Linked DNA regions of Homo sapiens: all the other regions are linked to region 3. Evidence: chromatin loops called from intact Hi-C (ENCODE). Cell type or tissue: dorsolateral prefrontal cortex. All regions are shown on one strand. Links, peaks and the distances in the headings refer to the core of each region. The heading gives the core; the rest is flanking DNA.

What was found. Hi-C counts contacts between places; a loop is a spot of excess contacts. Peaks named below come from ENCODE experiments on the same cell type or tissue, not always from the same donor. Only the 100,000 strongest peaks of a DNase experiment are listed, where the experiment ranks them.
Region 1: a loop joins it to region 3, with 4 times the contacts of the local background. A loop is called at or near these places in 4 of 110 quality-filtered maps.
Region 2: a loop joins it to region 3, with 4 times the contacts of the local background. A loop is called at or near these places in 18 of 110 quality-filtered maps.

Annotation. Positions count from the first base shown.
Region 1 is chr11:122,226,458-122,233,300 of GRCh38, reverse strand. All of the region lies in intron 2 of MIR100HG (mir-100-let-7a-2-mir-125b-1 cluster host gene), which reads left to right. Among named protein-coding and RNA genes, the nearest start is that of MIR100, 78 kb to the right of the region's middle. RefSeq lists an enhancer at 2,622-3,452. In dorsolateral prefrontal cortex, for the core only: no CTCF peak of the experiment used is centred there; a DNase peak (open chromatin) is centred at 3,080; H3K4me3 peaks cover 1,072 bases; H3K27ac peaks cover 4,476 bases.
Region 2 is chr11:122,438,029-122,444,871 of GRCh38, reverse strand. No RefSeq gene overlaps it. Among named protein-coding and RNA genes, the nearest start is that of MIR100HG, 19 kb to the right of the region's middle. RefSeq lists an enhancer at 2,783-3,447. In dorsolateral prefrontal cortex, for the core only: no CTCF peak of the experiment used is centred there; DNase peaks (open chromatin) are centred at 3,331, 3,631, 3,891 and 4,252; H3K4me3 peaks cover 2,216 bases; H3K27ac peaks cover 4,996 bases.
Region 3 is chr11:122,305,784-122,312,626 of GRCh38, reverse strand. All of the region lies in intron 1 of MIR100HG (mir-100-let-7a-2-mir-125b-1 cluster host gene), which reads left to right. Among named protein-coding and RNA genes, the nearest start is that of MIR100HG, 110 kb to the left of the region's middle. In dorsolateral prefrontal cortex, for the core only: no CTCF peak of the experiment used is centred there; DNase peaks (open chromatin) are centred at 3,056, 3,226 and 5,336; H3K4me3 peaks cover 3,708 bases; H3K27ac peaks cover 5,000 bases.

The sequences.
Region 1 (6,843 bases), core at 641-5,640, 79 kb after region 3:
CCCATCTCTACAAAAATACAAAAATTAACCAGATGTGATGGTTCATGCCTGTAGTCCCAGCTACTCTGGAGGCTGATGTGGGAGGATCGCTTGAGCCTAGGAAGTCAAGGCTGCAGTGAGTCATGATTGCTCCGCTCCACTGCACTCTGGCCTTGATGATAGAGTGAGAACCAGTCTCAAAAAAAAAAAGGTCATTTTCTAAGCATTTGTTGATTCAATACTGCCCACTATGTACACTGACAATTAGACATAATTTAATTTCAGCTCATGGTATGAATGGAGACAAAATGAAATCATTTTAATGCACATTAAGGCAATATAGTGCCCTTAAATAAAAAGTTGAAGTTCATAAGGGACCATCATTAAGATTTAACTTTGTAACAAATATTTTGTTTTTGTTTGTTTTATTTTTAGATTTGCATAATAAAACATTCATATTCTTACCCAGTCTTCCTTGTGATGAATAACATATTTGGAAGATGGCCACACTGTGGAGCAAAGCCGGAACCCAGCTAATAATGTGTGGGCTCCATTTAGTGTCTAACTGTAGTGTATAGACTTTGAATTTTATTCTAGGCGAGATGAAACCCATTTGGAAACTCTGAGCAAAGGAGTATAATGAACTAAATTTACTTGAAGAGACTTATTCAGCCAATGTGCAAAGAAGAGATTGTAAAAGGGGCCGGGCTGACAGCAGGGAAACCTTTGCATCATCATGGCATTAATAAAGGAGACACATGATAGTGGTTTGGACTTAAATGGCTGTGGTGGGAGGTGGTGATAAATCGTTAGATTCTGGGTCTGATTTGAGGGTAGGGCTTCAGAATTTACTGGTAGATTATAGTTTGGTGTGAGAGAAAAGAGAGGAGTCAAGGCTGACTCCAAGGATTTTGGCCTCAGCAATAGGAAAAATGATGTTGTCACTTTCTAAGATGAAGACCAGGGGCAAGAAAAAGAAGTTTTGATGGGAATAGCAAGGGCGCAGTTCTACACAACTTAAATTTGAGATGTATATTATATATTCAAGTGAAGGCGCAGAGTGACAATTGGATTATGAGTGTAGAAATGTTGGTGCAGGAAATAGAAATTTGACAATCATTGGCATATAGATGGTATTCAGTGTCAAGGGACTAGAAGAGATCACCCAAAGAGTGAATGCAGAGAGGAAAATAGATGAGATTCCAGAGACTGGGCCCTAGAGAGCTTCAGCCTTAGGGACCAGGATGGTGAGACGGAACCAGAAAAGGAGAGCAAAAGGCAGACCGACGGAAAGAAGGAGAGCCAGGAGAAAGTGGCGTCTCAGAGACAAGGAAAGAAAGTAACAAAAAAAGATGTTTTAAGGAAAAGGAATTGGTCAGCTGTGTCAAATGACACTAGTAAGCCAAATAAGATGAGGACTGAGGCCTGATCTTTGGATTTGGCAAAGTGGAGGTTTCCTTGATAACCTTGAGAAAAGTGATGCTGGAGAGATTGGAAACATAATCTGGTTGAAATGGGTTCAAAAAAGAAAAAAAGATAAATGGAGACAGGATAGACAACTCTTCCAGGGGTTTTACTCTAAAGGAGAGGAAAGTAGTGGCGAGGGGAAGAGGGAATGACTCGAAGAAAATGCCGTGTCTAAGCAGGGATGCTATTAGAATAACTATGGCATGGGCACTGAGCAGTCAGAAGGGATGCTGCCTATAGGTCTGGAGCAGGGTCTTGGAGGACTTTGCTGGTCCTGGCATTAACCTTTTGGTTTCTGGATTATAGGCTGTCCAGGAGGTCCCAGGGAAGAGGCTAGGTTGGAAAAGGTCAGAGGCAGATACTCGGGAGGCTCAGGGTAGCAGTGCTCACCAACCCATCCAGAATTCTTTCAGTATTTTAGCAATCACCATAATAGTGCTCATGGGCGCTGGCTGAACATCAGCCTTGGATCTATAAAGAGTTGTGTGTGTGTTTTTTTTAATTATCTTTATTTTTAAAGATGAGGGATATTGCAGCATTTTTTAATGATGATGAGAGGGGAAGATTGAAAATTTGATGATGTAAGAGAACAAGGTGAGAATGACAGGAGATGCTTGAGTGGGCGAATGGCGCTGGGACTTGTACACAAGCCAAAGCGTTGATTTTGATAGAAACACGCCTCGTTGTTTGTTCCAACAGGAAGGAGCGCAGAGGGCAGGGGTGCAGGTATAGCTTAGCTGCTTAGTGATGGGAGGTAGAGGGCATGTGGAATTTCTTTCCTGGTTTTCTCTGAAAGACAGGAAATGTATTCACATCCATTTTTTTCTCTTCCTCAGGACCACTACCTATCCACATTTTAACTGACATTCATGTTGAATTCTGGGGAACTCCAGTTACTAGGCCAGTTTTTCATTCAGAATCTGTGCCTACTCAGGAGACTTTCATCTGTGGGACTTCGGTTCCATCTCGTTCCATGGATGATGATCAGAGCCCCCTCTCTTTTCTTCAAGAGCCAGGTAATTTACCATGTGATGAACCCCGGCCCTTTAGCACCCTGAAAGACCTAGCAGGGAAATATTTCTTGCCTGGCACAGTGATATATCCGGGGCCATCGAAGAACCTGACTCAGAATAGGTGTGCAATAAATAATTGTTGAATGAATATAGGAAGGAAGGAAGGAAGGAAAGAAGAAGGAAGGAAGTAAATCAGTTTTTGTCTAGAAGGGCCACCACTAATCTAGCCTAGTTAAATATGTCTCTGCTCGGGAGGTTTGCATCTGTTTATGACTAATTTCTCTGTTGCACGCTCGGCACTCCAAGATTTTTGCCAAGACTCAGAGATTCATCCAAAATGGCTGAAGGATGACAGTGTTTGATTGCTCGTCTCTCTCTCTATCCCCGAAGTTAATATGATGCTTATCTGAGTGCAAAGGCACAGACAGGGAGAAATTTAATGCAAATTTAGCCAAGAGTCTAGTGCCACTTCACAAAATATTGATTAGGTGTCTGATTTGCTCTCCCCTGACAATGGCCATAGGAATAAGCCAATGAGGTGGGCTTCGCTCCAGCTCGTCATGGTCATTCGATAAAGCCAGGCAGCCAATGAGGAGCAGCTACCTTTCGATTGGGCGAGAGGCCAGTGAAGGGGGAACCCATCTTAGCAACAGCAGAAAATATCGCACATGCCCTTGCACACAGGCACAAACACAGACACCGCGCCACCCGCCCTGCTGCAGTGAACGGTTGCTGATTACGTCTCCTAAGGCTTTTGTTTTGCCACAGCCCCACTTCCAAAGGACAAGTTTCTGTTCACAGATCACACTGCTTACCTGGTCAGACAGCCCATAATCCCTTTTTAATGGAATGCAGGGGCAACGGTCCTCTCTCTGCCCTCTCCAACACACATGTTATTAACGGCAAACTTTGATCTGCAGGTAAACGGCACAGGCTTTGTTCTTAGAATCCCTTTCATGGATCTGGCCACACCACTGCCCTTCCTGACCCAACATGCGGACTGAGGAGGGGGTGTGGCGTCGGGGGCGAGCCGAGGGGTCAGACTGTTGTTTGTTTTGCTTCTTGTAAAAACTGCAGAAGGGATTTCACCAGGCTGGAGCAGGCTTCCGTGTCATTGTTATTCTTCTTACAGGCTTCCCCTTTCATTGTTCGGTGGCCTCCACACCCAGGGCCCAGGAAAGCTTTCCTGTTTTCAGTGTGACACTTGGCAACGTCTTTCTTAGCCACTGGGTTCCAAACATTTAGCATTCTCATTTGACTCCCCTCCTCTGGTCTCCACTGTGTTTTTATGTTTCCTGTACAGCTGCCCTTGTTCCCCAGATGCCAGGGGATGGGGGCTGTCTGCCCATCCTTGGTTTCCCCAAATTAATCTCTGCCATGGCCTACTTGCCTGGTTTCTATATTCTCCCACCCCCTATCCTGGCTCCAAGGCTATTTTGAGGCCAGTGGTAATGGTAGGTCACTGGGGTGCATTGTGCTTCCCAGCCTCATTTTTTTTTCATCCATGAACTTGGCTTCTTTGCTCTGACGGCTGGTTTCAGCATGAATCTTTGATCCAAGAGCATCTGACCACGGATTAGCTCATCCTGCCAGTAGCTCTCACTCATTTTCCCTGCTGACAGCTATAATTCTGCCTGGGTAGGAAAGCCTATCAGTTAGGACAACCTACACTCTAAAAGGTGTGTGGCTATATTTTAGATGACACAAAATAAAGTTGAGCTGCTACCACAGGAATTTTTTAGACCAAGAAGGAGTGGTGTCTAGGAAATGGTAGCCAGATGTTTTCCATATGCTTGACTACAAAACAAGGGGAAATGGCATGAAATGGAAGCAGGAGAGAATTAAGTCAGACATGAAGAACAACTTTCTGAATATTAGAGTTAACAGAACCTAGAATGTATTACCAAGTGACCATTTGTCATTTCTTTCTGGGCTAGCTACGATCCCCGTCCCCTGGGGTTTGTGTAGGTTAACTCGTTCACAGATGCAGTGATGACCCATGTGGCTGTGTGGTGCGGGCTTTGGAGTCAGACTAGTCTACATTTAAGTCGTAGCTCTGCCACAATCTAATAACGTGTTAGCAAATTTCCTTTTCTTTGAGACAGAGCCTCACACTATCTCCTGGGCTGGAGTGCAGTGGCATGATCTTGGCTCACTGCAACCTCCGCCTCCCAGATTTAAGTGATTTTCCTGCCTCAGCCTCCCAAGTAGCTGGGATTACAGGCGCCCACCACCACACCCAGCTAATTTTTTGTATTTTTAGTAGGGACGGGGTTTTACCATGTTGGCCATGCTGGTCTCGAACTCCTGACCTCGTGATTTGCCCGCCTCGGCCTCCCAAAGTGCTGGGATTACAGGCATGAGCCACCACACCCAGCCCTGTGTTAGCAAATTTCTTAACCTCTCTGGACCTTTTAAAAAATCTGTAAAATGGAAGTCACAATATCAGCCATATAGGTTTAAATAAAATCATTGTATAAAATGCCTAACTTAGGGCTTAGCACGTAGTAAGCCTTCAAAAATGTTGAATCTTCCTCCCAGTTCTAGAATATTCAGAGCTTCAGTCCATCAATAGACCTATGGTATCAGTATTATTCATTCATTAAAAAAATTTTTAGTATCTACTTAGAACTTAGCATTATGAGGTCTACACATGGTTTCTGCCCTTGACAATTTGCGCATTAGGTCAGAAAATAAGCCAAACAAGTTATGAAATGGTACAACTGAGGCAACGCCAAATTAATGCCAACAGAGGCAGTACATGTAATATGAGTGGGATGTCTACCTGGGTTAGAATCATCTGAGAAAACATTACAGGAAAGTTGAGACTTTCCTACTAGAGCCTTAAAGCGTGGCTAGAACTTGGATAGGTTTAAGGGATGGAGGTGGGGAGAAGTTCCAAGTTAAGATAGTAGCATTTGGCAAGCTCTTAAAAGAAGAAATAGGCCTGGTGCTGTGGCTCTTGCCTGTAATCATAGCACTGTGGGAGGCTGAGAGAGGTGGATCGCTTGAGCCCAGGAGTTTGAGACCAGCCTGGGCAATATGTCAAGATCCCAGTCTCTACTAAAAAGAAAAAAAAGAAAAAAAGCCGGGTGTGGTGGCATGCACCTGTAGTTCCAGCTACTCGGGAGGCTGAGGTGGGACAATCACCTGAGCCCAGGAAGTCGAGGCTGCAGTGAGCCATGATCATGCCACTGCACTCCAGCCTGGGTGATGGGAGTGAGACCCTGTCTCAGAAAAAAAAAAAGAAAATAGGAGAAGAAGAAATTAGTGTGGTTTTTGAAGCAAGACGAAGGGAGAGTTGGTCAGCAGGGAAATGAGACTTAAAATAAATTGGCAAAGAGCTCAGCTGTTAGAATTAGGCTTATTTTGGTTTTAATTCAAGAACTTCCACTTGTGTCCTTGTGACTCAGTTCTCCTAGCTGTAAAATGGGCATAATAATAGTGAGGATTAAATGGTATTAAAATGCAGATAAAATGCTTCATGTGTGTCTCACTGCAAAAACCATGCTTTGATATACACATACTGCCTTCATAACAGGGTAGCCAGGCAAATATTTTTAATGTGAGAGATGAATATTCAAAGGGCATAGCTATGAATGATGGCTGGACGGAATGAACCCTGTGCTGCTTAGGACCTCTATGACAATGACTTTTGGTGTCCTGTCTTCCAGGCAGCTGCTTATGCCCCTACTTCTCTCTCTGTGGATTGTGATTCAGCACATAAAATTTTCCCTTTCATCTCCCAATTTGCATGCTTATATTAGACATGGATTTGGTTAGACCTGCATCTGTTGAGATGGCTCACCAATAATAGAAGCCCCACAGGGACTAGTGCGGTCTGGTTTCAGGAATGGGTCTAGCAAGTGAGGTCTAAGTCAGGAAGTTATTAGCCGCAGAGTCAGGGAATATATTTAGCTGTCATCACTTTTTAATGAAAAATAGCCTGGTGACATGTACATTCCAGCACTCTGATGTAGACAGTTGAGCACCACGCTTCCTCCATGCACTGGCTCCTCCCACAGAAAAAGGTAAGTATCTTCTCCATGGTCCAAGGTCTCTGGGGTATGTCCAGAGACGATGAGAAATTTCATCTTCAGAAGGGAACAGGCACTGTGGTATCCTGGAGCTGGCTCTCAGCAGCTCATGCAAACCAGTTGTGTGTGTGATCTCTTCCTAACTCCACCTTTAGTAATGGAAGGTTGGTGAGAGTGTTTGCAACACGGAAATCTGCAAATGCTACAAATCAGGACTTTTTCTTCCCTGGAGAGCGGCATGGTGAACGTTGACCATCACACCACTGAAAGAGAGGTAGGGTGAATTTCCAGTTGGTGATTCCTACAGATAACCATTGTGGGGTAGGATCTTCCATACTCTAGATTTT
Region 2 (6,843 bases), core at 1,025-6,024, 130 kb before region 3:
AGGTCAAGAGTTGCAGGTCAGCCTGGCCAACATGGTGAAAACTCATCTCTACTAAAAATATAAAAATTAGCTGGGTGTGGTGGCGGGTGCCTGTAATCCCAGCTACCCGGGAGGCTGAGACAGGAGAATCGCTTGAACCCAGAGGCAGAGGTTGTAGTGAGCCAAGATAGTGCCATTGCACTCCAGCCTGGGCAACAAGAGCAAAACTCTGTCTCAAAAATAAATAAATAAATTCATTAATTAAAAAAATCATTACCACTATGAGCCTGTCTCACCAATCTCTTTTTTTCCTTCAGAAAGAATATAGACAGATCTTTGTATATAAATACATTTGAATTCTCCTCTATTATATCCCCTCAAGGCAAGGAATCAGATGTTACTCATGCTTGCATTATGAGCACTTAACATATAGGAGGTGATGGGTAAGGGCTGGTTGGATAAATTAGCAAATTAATGAAAAGGGTGGCCTACTTTGCCACATACGAAATTGGGGAACGTACTTGATCCCAAATATCCCTTAAACATTAGGTTCTTCTGGTCTCTGCTATTCTAAGTCCCGTTCTTTTCCCATTTTGCCCTGTTTCCCCAGATGATCTCAGTTACCACCATGACTTGAGTTACCATCTGCCATATGTGAGTCCATCCTGAGACTATATTTTTAGTCCAGATTTGTCTCCGGAAAGCAAGACCCATAATTCCAATTACTTATCAGGAAGCACCAGCAGGTGCTTCTGCAGGCACCTCAGACTCAGTTTAGTCTGCCAAATCCACCCACTTCATTACATCCTCCCGATCTTCCTTCTTTTTCTCCTTCTCCTCTGATGTTCCCTAAACAATGAATGGCAGCATTACTCTGTCAATTGCACAAACACTGGTGTATGGTTAACATAGAGCACATTGCCTGGTGCCTAGTAAGCACTCAATATTTTATTGAGTAAATAAATGCCACACACTAAAATGGCCAAATCAGTTGAAAATGACAGATTTGGTGATTACATTCAGAAATAATCTTAGACTTAATAGTAAAAAGCTAGAATGAGAATAAGCCCAGGGAATTTCCTGTCTTTCACTTTTCCTGCCTTTGAAACATTAAGCAAACCAACATCGCTCATGAGGTCTGAGTTGAAGATCAGACCTAAAGGCTTATATTTGTGATCCTCCGTGAAACTGTCTGAAACAGTTTCCTTTAGACAAATGGGACTTTGTTCATTATGCCCAATCATGGACAGTCTTTATATACATGCCAAGGTAAATTTTTCGAGGTAAGCTTATAGGGATTGAGGATATACTGTGTGCTGTCCTATTGGGAGTAAGGCTGATAACTAACCTTTCATTCTTCTATCCCAGGCTAATATTTGAGGCATCAGTTGCAGGCAAACAGCATGAGCTTTGGGCGTCACACTGGCTTGAGTCTGAATTCCAGCTCCTGCATTTACCAACTTTGTGACTTTGAATAAGTTACTTAAGTTTCTTGAATCTCACTTTCATCTATCATATGGAGACAATATTATGCATAGCATACGGTTATTTGAAAGTAGATGTGTGATAAGTTAAGCATAGTCTCTGAAACAAGGGGTGCTCACTAAATGTGAGCTTTCTTCCCTTCTCTTGTTAGATGTGTGGTGATCTCTAATTAGGTTACTCAACCCACCTTGATTGTCAGTTTCCTCGCCAGTGAATGAAATAATTACACTATCCACAGAGTTGATGTGAGGACTGAGTGATAGTGATTTAAAGTGACTATCACATGATACATAGTGATTATTTAATCACTACTAGATCCCTTTCTTTCTTCCTTCTCAGTAAGGCATGGGAAATGCCTGATTGTATTTTAAGTCTGTCGGAACTTCTAGGTGATCTAGCAAGACATAAACATGGAATATTGTTGCTTTGCTCGTGTGTATAATACAATACTGCTCAACAGAAATGATAAATAGAGGAAACTTGCCATCTTCTCTATGTGACAGTTGCATGCCCCAGCCGACATCATCAGATTTGCCTTGGGGTTTTTCCTCAGGGTGCATGTAACGAATGGAAAAGGACCAATGCCTGAGAAGTCTCATTGGTTACTTGGGGGTGCCACATCCTCTGATTGGTGTAAGCATCAGACAATCCTCATCCACGTATTAACAGCACTTCAATTATTAATCAGGTAGCTGCTGACTTTGGCTAAATCAAGGTATCTTGCCCGACCCTCTGGACTACTCTCTATTCCTTCCTCCCTTCATTCTGCACAATGACCACCTCCCTACACCCCATATATACGAATGCCATTTTGTTAAGAACTGAGTCCATTCCCTTCAAACCCCCAGGATGTTGAGCTTTCTGCTGCTAGCATCTACAACAGTTACAGAAATGACTTGTATTTCTTTAGAAACACATGACTCTAGTAATGAGGAAGCTAGTATAACTTTAGTGAGTATGCCTTTATAATGGTGTGAGTTGGGGAATAGGCATATATGGAGGCCAGTTTCTCTAGCAGGTGCCACACATTGAGATGATAACCATTGTAAAAAGCTATTTTCCAGGACTGATGGGGTAACAGACGAATTTTACCAAATCTCATTGGCTTTACTATTACAGAACCTGTCAAGAATCAGCTTACCTTTAACTGGTTGCCTCAGAAGCCTCCCTGTTTGAATTGCTGTGGGTGTGGAAAGAATGGGGGGTGGTAGATGGAGTTTGACTAGTAAGAAGAGGGAGTGGAGCGGAGCCCATGGCAGCGGAGGCTATAGGGGGAGTTTCCATGTAAGAAACTTTTGGTATCTGGGAACAAACGATTTATTACCTAAACCTCCCACTCGCTTGATAGATTGCTGTTGGCATCTGCGTTATTGGAAAAAAAAAAACAAACTTGCTTCTTAGAAAAAAAATTGATGAGGCAAATACAGGACATTCAAATACAGCAGTGGGAAGGAAAAGAAAGGGGAAAATGCACTTGGCAAGAATTCAGAGACAGCGAGAGCCAATTGTCTTTATTGAAATGGCATTGAATTACAAACTCAAAGGAGGGAGTGGCGTCTCTTTTAGTAGAGAAATAAAAAACCATGCCATCCCTACCCAGTAAACAGTGTAGGGAAAACATTAACAACAACAACTCTATGCAAGGTATTTTTTTTTTTGTTTCGTTTTTTTTTTCTCTTCTTATCTCCAAACAAAGTGATCTGTGCTTGCTACTGAAACACCCTAAATATACTGCCCACATACCCTGGTGGTTAAATTCCCTTCAAGAGGGTGACTGGACCAGGCCAACCCTCTGCCCCCAACCCCCTTCTGGTGGAGGCTCTAAGTCTGATATGTCCCGCCTCTCTGGCCCAGCAGAGCACGTTCGCCAAAGCCCCGCAGATGCAGCACGTTTCCAGAACGCGCACTTTCGCAATGGGCGGCATCTCTCGCTCTCTGATGAAGGGTCAAAAATGAGATTGTGGATGAGAACAATTAGAAACTCTAATTACCCTCCAGGCACCTAACAATTATAAGCCACATTCTTATTTTTATAAGGAATTAGCTACAGATTGGACAGTGCTTGTCATGCTTTGAAACATTTCCTGCGTCTTTCTGGCATCACTCTGTTCTTGTTAGAATGCTGGCGTTTCTCACATCCCCACTACCGCGCTCCCCCCGCCCCCGCGCTGCCCCACCTCTCTCTCTCTGTCTCTATGTGCATGTATATGTATATGTATATGTATATGTATATGTATATGTATATGTATATGTATATGTATATGTGTATGTATATATTTTTTGGGCTTGCCAATTCCCGCACCTTCATATACATTACCCCGTCCTTTCATCTCCAAGATGACCTGAAATGACCTTTTGCTTGGCACGAGACGTGATTCAACTGATAACAAAAGAGTTTGGGGGAGGGTAGGGGCGGTGTCTGTCTGCGCCGGGCTGAGGAAGAGCCAGGAGGGGGGCGGAGAAGGGGGGGACCATATCCATTTAAAGACGAATGCTGCTGCTTTTCGCAGTGCTATTTCCTGTAATTAATTTTCCACATATCACCTATCACACGAAAATAAAAGTTTTTTTTTGTTTGTTTTTTTTTTTTTTTTTTTTTTTTTAAGGCATACCACTCTCTTTGTTTAACCGGAGATCCTGGGCTGTTTAGACGTGTCTGTGGGGGGAGCGGAGGAGGGGGGTTGGGGTGGCAGGCCGGGGGAGGCTGGGCGTCCCCCCCGCAGAGAGGCCCGAGCTCTCCGCCGGAATGTGGGGTCGGAACCCCGCAGCTTTCTTTCTTTCTGCCTGGGTGTTTGCTGCTGGGAGCTTCTTTTCAAAGCCACGGCGCCTGCTAAGGTTCCAGCACGCAGTTCCCTTCCATTTTCCATCTGCAGCCTTTGAGGGGTGTGGGCTTTTCCCAAAGCCTTTATTTCTTTGTCGTTTTAGGAAACCTCAATTTTTGCACTGACTCCAGAACTCCAAATGGATCCCAATAGCAAGTCTCATCGATCGTCCCCCTCCCCCATCTTACTTAGGGAGGAAAAAAAAGAACAAACTATTTATTTGGATACTCAGCGAGGTTGTGAGAGTTGCCACAGCAACAGCTGTGAACCTTGCACAGCAAAAGGCTCTTACTGTAGAGTGTCCTGCCTTCCAAAACATCTCCTCTTTAAAGAGACACTGCTAGCGATACTATATCAGTTTGGTGTGTGTGTACATTGACATATCATCGACACCATTTGAAGAGACAAAGGCAAGTGTTTACTTGGGTGGTTCACAAGATAATTTTAGTCAAGCTTGACCAGATGAGATGTGAGAAGAGAAAAATGGACTGTGGAGTCACGTGGGGACCTGAGATTAGAGAACTTCGTGCCCAGAAGCTTGCGAAATGGTAGAAAGTATTCTAAAGGTGTCCTGTCCCTTCTGGAGGTCATAGCTTGCGTGTGAGCTGGCGGGGTTGATTATGCAGCCGTCCTGTCACCCTCTCCTGCACTTGTCGAAGGGATCTTGACATGAGATAGACGCTCTGAGCTCAGAGACGTGAGGAACTCAGCTTCCTGGGTTCCAGGAAGAACTTCTTTTCCCTGAAGTGCCTCATAGGCTAAAAGTTCCATGAAAAGCAAGAGGTTGCTCCACAGTCCCAGTTTCATACCTTCTGGCTTTCCTCGGAAACCGTGAAGTCGTTAATGCCTCATAGGTATTAATATTTGCTAGTCTCTGCAGATATAAAGGTACAATTAAAGACTAGTCCTTAGCCCCTGCCCTCAAGGAGCTGTCGGTCAAGAAGTGGATTAGGTAAACAGATAAATACAGGGAAGAAGGAGTGACTATGGGGCTGCCAGATCCATTACAGCCACCAGCATGATCCCCATTCATTTCTTAGTTCATGGAATGCCTGACAGAATGCCAATCAACATCCCTTTCCTCTCCTTCTTCAAAAGTGCCTCCTTATAGGAAAAATTGTCATTCTGGGCAGATGGGCGCCCAGAAGCTGCCTTGAGAGTCACACTGTGGAAGGGCACTGCTATCATCTTCAGTGAAAACCTCAGCCCAATTTCCAACCTGCTGTAGAAAAGGAAAAATACTAATATTACTGAGTACCCCTTCCATGTGCCATACATGATGCTATTTATTACACATATAATAAATAACACCTATAATAAATGCTATTTATTAAACCTATAGTAAATGCTATTTTATACCTACAATAAACGCTATTTATTATCCTATTGAATCCTCATGCAGTCTTTCACATGTAGTACCTGGTTTTATCTGAGCCATAGGACATAGGAAATGATCTGAGTGACTTGTTTTCTCAATTACCCCAAGGATGGTGCATAACTAGTACCATTCTATATGATAGAAGAGAAATTGATTCCCTTTATACAATGAATGCTTGAAGGCATTAGTTTTAATTCCCTCTCAGGGTCCCTCTTGAGAAAGTTGTGAAGTATCCTAACTTAACAGACAAGGAAACAGAGACTCAGGGAAATTGCTCAAGATCACACAGCCAACAATGCCAACAATAATGGAAATTTCCTTCCTGACTCAAAAATTTATAATCTTTTGAGATAGTGTGAATAGATTGCTCTATACTTCCATTTGACTATTTAAAAAAATAGAGACCGGGTGCAGTGGCACTTTGGGAGGTCGAGGCAGGCGGAACACCTGAGGTCAGGAGTTTGAGACCAGCCTGGCCAACATGGTGAAACCCCTTCTCTACTAAAAATACAAAAATTAGCTGGCGTGGTGGCACATGCCTGTAATCCCAGTTACTTGGGAGGCTGAGGCGGGAGAATCACTTGAACCTGAGAGGTAGAGGTTGCAGTGAACCAAGATCATGCCACTGCACTCCATCCTGGGCCACAGAGTGAGACTCTGTCTCAATACATAAATAAATAAATAGTTAAGGTTAGAATTTTCAGTGACTGACAGTCATACTGACTTAAAGAGTTAGTTTGATTGGAAGCTCTACAAAGACAAGAACTGAGTCTTTTTTTTTCTTCAGTAATATCTTTCTTGGAATTATCTGTCCAGTTAGGCAAAGATTATCACTAAGAAAACCATCATTCATAGTGAAGGGAACACCTTGCTTTTAATAACTCAAACCATTGCCACTCAGCCTGACCACTTACCAGACTTAACCTCACATGACTTTTAAAATCAAACATATCTTCAAAGACTGGAGACATTTGTCATTGAAATCAAACAACAAGCCTTTAGCTCTAAGGCCACTGCAAGAGAAGAGCTGCTAATTCTTGCTAGCAATACCGACCTGTTTGGCAAAGGTGAGAGCTTTTAAAAGCATCATAGTCATTTGTAAGAGTTTTGCTATGACCTCCTCTTTTGTACAGTAAGTTCTCAGTTCAGACCCTGCATCCTTGGGCAAATTACTCAACC
Region 3 (6,843 bases), core at 558-5,557:
CTTTTTTTTTTTAACCTTCAAAAGATGGTGCTACCATTGGCAACTAAGATTGGCGTGCACTGAAAGACTGGTTGCTGGTGGCCAATTCACTTGATACAGCTCTTCCAGCAGCAATATTTCCCCTTGGATTTAAATACATAATTGCAAAAAAGGGAGGTCTCAGACCATACTATTTCTTTATGTCTTAGATGAAATAACATATTCAATTTTTAAGGCTTTATTGTTATTTTTGTCAACAATAATAATACCTTCAGTTGTGCATTGGTGAACAGTTTATTGAGAGTTCTATATACACTATTTCATTTAATTTGTACAATAAGATTGCATTTTTTCCTTTTTTTTTTTGAGACAGGATCTTACTCTGTTGCCCAGGCTGGAGTGCAGTGGTGTGATCATATAGCTCACTGCAGCCTCGACCTCCTTGGGCTCAAGATATCTTCCCACCTTGGCCTCCCTGGTAGCTAGAACGACAGGCACATCCACCATACCTGGCTAACTTAAAAAATTTTTTTTGTAGAGGCAGAGTCTCACTATGTGGCCTAGGCTGGTACTGAACTTCTGGGCTCAAGCGATTCACCCTCCTGGGTCTCTCAAAGTGCTGGAATTACAGGCCTGAGCCTCTGTGCTCAGCCAAGATTGTATTTTTACTGCTAGTTTATATTTGGAAACACAAGGATTGTGAGGGGAAAGGTTTAGCTATTATGTGCCACATAGTTTACATATGTTATCTCACTCAACCCTCATAGTAGCCCTTCAAGTAAGCAATAATATTTCTATTTTGCTAATAAAAATTTGAGGTTCAGAGGTGCTAACTAGTATATGATAGAATTGAAATTCAAACTCTGGTTTGTCTGGCAACAAAACCTATGTTCTTTCTGCTACACTAGTGGTTGATTGAACTACCTTATAACCCTAATTTAGTAGAAAGAGTCTACTTTTTATGACTGAAGTTACTGTTTATGAACCTCCAGTGACATTAAAATCTAGACACGCACATGATAATCTCAGGCCAGCCTTTCTTTGCCTCATCCTTCCCACAGAAAGCTCATCCCGTGTGTTCCGGGTTCTCTGTCTCTGGTGATAAATATGGAGTATCCAGACATCGTATTGCATTGTTATGTCTGTCACTGTTTGCATAGACTCAAACCAATGCAATAATTTGGAATGGGGCTGTGCTCAATTAGCATTCCCACGATTCTTTCCCTGCTTCACCCTTTCTAAACCCAATTCCTTGGGGCAGAACATCACAGAAAACCAAGATCAGAAATGTGGTAGTTCAGGGTGGCCTAGGAAGTGAAGAACAATGCCTTTCCTTTCAGATACTCTAACCTGCACTTCAAAGATGTTTGTTCCAAAATTCTAAAAAATGGCCAATTTGACTAGACCTCTTGTGGTGTGAGTGTATTGCAGAGAATCTTGTGAAAAAAGAATAAGCTCACTCTTGACAAGGCAATCTGATCTTTAGATCTTAATAACCCTGGTTGGAAGATAGAAACTCTAGTGTTCATTTTTGGGTCAGGGAGTCATTGCTCAATACGCTAAGAGAATTCATTTTCCTTGAGTGTTTTTCCTTTCAGGTCACGTTTTACTGCTGGAGTTACTCAGCGAATTAATAGGTATAGAAATGCAAAGCTCTTTTCTTATTACATTCTATCGATCTGATTGCAGTGTCATTAATTGAAAGACTAGGAAAATGTGATGGATAGTTCAGCTCAAGATTCTACATTTGTTTTGGCCCAGATCCGTTGGAAGAAAGCTGCATGAAACTGACTGAAAGAAGCCTTTTGGTCTGACATGAATTTTTCTTTCTTTGTCAATCCATGTGAGAGCATTATTCAGTCCTAGTGAGATTTACAATGTGAAATTGTAAACTGTTTCAATTGTTAAAGCAAAATCAAAACTCAGAATGCTTATTTGTAGAGTTAGAAATAATCCATCCTGTAACTCTCTTTTACAGATTACTTACATACAATATTTTTAAAAAACGTAATTCTGACACAAACAAATTCTGACTCAAAAATATGGAAGGTGGGCTGTTTGTTCTTCATTTTAAGTGATTGTGTTTTGCAATATAGTGGTTGTGAAAAATTAATTTCATTCATTTCCATTCAGTCCATTTCTATTCCAGAAGTGCATGAAACTAGAAATTGGTGTGTGGTTAAAGATTGTTTTTATGGTTATTTTTCTTTTCTGATGGTTTGACCTACTAGTCCTTGGATTTCTCTCATAAGTTTAAATTAACTTGAGAATTTTGTCTATGTATAGATAAGTCCACATACATATTTGATTACTACTTTAATATGAAAAATTTAAAGGAGTCTTTAAAAATTTTTTAATCCTCCACACGAAGGGAAAATTCCCCAGATCAGATAAGAATATACCAGATTACAGTTAATTTGTTTGCAAAGGCTGAATTGTTCCTTTCTAGTTAATCACATTTTAAAGAGCTGAGCTATTTTTGTGTGTGTTTATTATTTTAAATGTTTGAAGCTTGAAGTGAATGCGAAGAATATCCAATTTTAAAGCACATTTAAATCTGACATAAATCATTATCCGTCTCTTGCTTTTAACAGACATGTTAAAAAGTTTAGTACATGTTATTAATAATAGATGTCCTGTCAAATATTTTTATCCTTCGTCTACAGTGTTTGAATTGTCTTTGTCAAGGTGTGATTTCTTTTTCTGGTTATGCTTTTGGATGATAGAATAAGTCATTTGTGGAAAAATAGGAAGTGAGCGAATTGCCACGCGGCATGACCTCATACTGGAACACATCTTGAAAATGTATTTAATGCTTTCTGAGCACAGAGACAATGGATTGTGGTTTGGGGTCCTCCTTCCTGACCTTTGGCTTGGTGAGAAATGTGGATTGCTTCCTCTGCTCATCAGCTACTCTCAGAGTGAAAAAGAGGCTGCACCCACGTTAGGAAGCAAATGCTGTTGATGAGTGCACAGGCTGCCTTCCCCATGATATTATGTCTAAAAATACATCCACAGAGAGGCAGGCATATGCTCGCGTCTTGGTGTGAAGGAGCTCTCGCCTGTGTTTCTTGCTATACCCATCTAAATTCTGGAGTGAGGAATTAAATTATTCCAGAAACCCTGCCAGTTTTTGATTTGCCATTGTCTCTGGTTCTTCGTTGCCTTTGAATGGGACCCTTGATACAAGGCTTTCATAGACCAGCCGGTGCTGATGGGGTCCGGGACTTGACGATGGCGCCTGCTCGTTCCTGTTGTGTTCTATCTGAGGCATGATTTTCTTTCGTTTTTGGGAGGTAGAGAGCACGGGGCAGAGGTTGCACCTGACACATTAGAACTCCGTTGTCACTGCTGTGGCTGTTATTCCCCTCGGCAAGAGCCAAGGAGCAAACAGGACGGTGGGTCACCTCGCCAGCTATTTAGCACCATTTCCTTTCTCTTCCTCAACCTTGTTAGAATTTTCTCTTTCTTAAGTGACAGGGTTTGATGGGGGTTACTGTGCCCCCCTGTCTACCCCTGCTTTATCTTGATAAGGACTTGCTTTATCCTGATTTCTAACACCTCTCCTCATTATAAAAGCTTGCTAGACTCTCATTCCCGGTTCCTGCAACTCAGTTTTTCTGCTCTATTGTTTGGGTTTTCTCTTTGAATGTTAGTCCCGAATTTCTCAGCTTCTGTGGTTACCTCACAAGTTAACAGGGGTAAAATTATTGTCTGAGCTATTTTCTTTAGGAAGAAAAAAATTTTGCTCTTTGGGGTGATAGTCCCAAGAAAAGGAATGAGTAGCAGAGGGAAATGAGGGGATATTGTTTTGCAGCTTCTGCTACGGCTTGGCTGTGAATACCTGTGCTCAGGTGAGACTTTCTGTTGTGTTTATGGAGTTAGAGACAAATGTTAACCTTCATGATATTTTCCATATCTCGCTTGGAAATTATTTCAATTCTAACAAAAAGTGCGGAGGAAAGAAGCATTGCTTTTCATGCACCAGAAAAGAGGGACAAAATCACAGATAACATCAGATGCAAAGGACATCATTCCATTTGAAATGATTTATATTTAAAAGGGAGTGAGATCAGCTGTTACTTATACCACCCTCTTTCTTCTTGTGTATTCAAGTTAGCAATATTTTAATGTCCTTGAAAACGAAAGGCAGAGCATTGGTTTTCGGAAGGGTCGATTTTTTTGAGGTTTCTGTAAAATGAGATAAAAGAAGTCTTTATTTTGTTTCAGGTGGTTAGCCCAGAATATATTCAATACAAGTTAACACAGACATATGCAGTGTAAGACGGTGCTCACAACACTTGCAACTAAACACACACAGCCCCCCCACACAAACCCACTCAACATTAACCAAAATCCAGGCTTGAGTTTAAACCAAAATGATTTCATTTATGGAGGAAAATTAATCTTCTTATATGCTTTTCTACAGCTAAATATTTAGCTTTCCTTTTTTAATCACTATTTTCTTAGCTTCTTTCATAAAAACCACTGAAATGAACAAAGAACTCTACCGTATAGTTAATTTCAGTTCTAGTGGGAGTTGATTAAAATGGAACGTAGATCACATATACGATAAACTCTTTTTTGTCAGCAGGCAATTCCTTTTAGTTCAGCTTAATGCATTTTATTCCCAATAATGCCAAAGAAACATATATGTCTTAGATGCTCCATATCTAATTATGTGGCTGGATACATTAATAACCCATAATGTTACATAGATTTGAGGACTAAACACAGATAAAAGCCAGAGAAGGTGCCATTATTTGTAGCCAGCAAGTTGCATGATCCAGATGCTGGAGTATCTGCCTGTCTTTCCACCTTTGTTCCTTCAGAGGCGTTGAAGTTCTCAGCTATTGCTGACTAATTGATAGTTGTAGTAACTGCTATAGGCTTCTTAGATTAGAAATGCATGCAGACGTGTGTCTTGATTCAAACATTAAGGAATGCACACTCTCACTTACTTACACAGGCAGAAAGTCTTCATAGTAACAGAGGCATGATGGAGATAGCAGGACATAAAACAGAAGAGAAAGAGAGAGAGAGAGAGATGACTGGCAGCAAGTAGACCTCTGCAAATAGTTCTAAAATTCGTTTGCAAATTCAGAAGCCTTCAGAACCATCCAACAATTCAAACACTCTTTTTATTTCTTCTCTGCGGGAAGACTCCATCCAGACTTTTTATTTTTGGCAAAAAAAAAAAAAAAAACCCAAAAAACAAAAAAATTCCCCAAAATGGAAAAGGTGAGAACCCTGCCATCTTAGCTCAGAATTCATCTGATTTCCTTTCTTCCCCGCTGCCTTGTATTCCTCATTCCATTGTCCATGCATCGGATGGCAGACGTCCTTGCTCTTGAATGCAAGTGTCACAGCAGGAGCAGAAAGGGGGTTGAGGGAAGGCATTGTCAAAGCCACGGTTGTCTATTGTTTCTTCGCTTTCACTCCTCTTTTTTTTTTTTTTTTTTTTTGAGGCTTTCCCTTCCTAGTGGCCTCTGTCCAGGAGGAGGGAGAAAATTGCAAGTTAGTAGAACGGTGGAGGCTTTTTTATTGCACACTGGTTTGATAAAGAGCTCAGCAATAGAGTCTACAAAATTAGGAAATACAGCAAAAGTGGAGGATTCTGATGGGAGATCGAGGGGAGGCTTTGGAGTCTTTGCTCCAGCCTACATACCAAAGGCAGTTTCTTCGGAATAACTTCGGTGGTGATATTTGCTTTGCTGTTGCATTTTCATTTTTTAAAATCATGAGAAAAGTCTTATTCATCTGTCAAGCTTTCCATTTGTTTATTTTTGTTCAGTGCAACAACTAGATGGAAGTTGTAAGGAAGGCCAGGTCTGCTGTTTGTAATTTGCTCAAATGTTGAAATCATTTCAACCTAAATTGGTGATTGTCTTTTTCAGATCATTTATGCTTGCATGTGAAATTTCTGTGGTAACTTTCTGCTCTGTAGGAAAAAAAAAAAGGGTTTGACTATCGTTTGTGTGGCTATTAAGTCTTGGTACTATGTTATTTTGTACCTTAAACATAGCTGTTCTTTTGAATGACATTTATGCATGAGTGATTGTCTTCTATGAACAGGCCAACTCCTGACAACTCCCAAAGTTTTCAAAGGTTACAGAGTTACACCGTCAAAACAGATTTTTAGGAAAGTATTTCAAATAGGCATTTGACATAACATGAAAATCTGGAGATCTCTTCCAGCCACTTTAACTTTATGCAATTTATATTTCTTCAAATCAATACAAGTGATTAAAACTGATTCTACCTAAAAAGAAACAGAGGAGCAGATTAAATTTGAACTCCATCTTTAAACGATTTTGCTAAAAAACAAATTTACACATTTTATAAACTTAGTTTTAGCCTAGAAATATCACATACCTATAAATGGTCCTCCATAGTTTTCTTCCTTCTAAATATTGTACTATCCGTAAGTATCTAGAAAAAATTATTCCAAATTGATCATTTTTTCCCTTAAGCCATACAACATTTGGCTTGAGTCCAGAACTCTTCACTATTTTCAGAATTTGCTAAGCATTCAGCATTTCAATTCTAAAATATATTTTTAAGTCAAGGGGGATATGTCTACATGCAGAGGAGGAAATATTTTCTTTCAAGGAGCCATTCCATTTTATAACACATGCTGGTGGGTTGATGTCCGATGAGAACTCATGATTTATTTCTTTTTCAAATAATAATTGTAGTCTGTCTGTGAAGGCGTGGATAGAATTACCTTTGGGTTCCAGAAGAAAACACCCTAAATTAGAAGCCTCAGATCTTCCTGTAGATGAACATCTAGTGTGGCATGCTGCAAATACATCTCTCCCTTTTCATTCTCATTGCCTTGATTTAGGGGACTTGGGCAGAGCT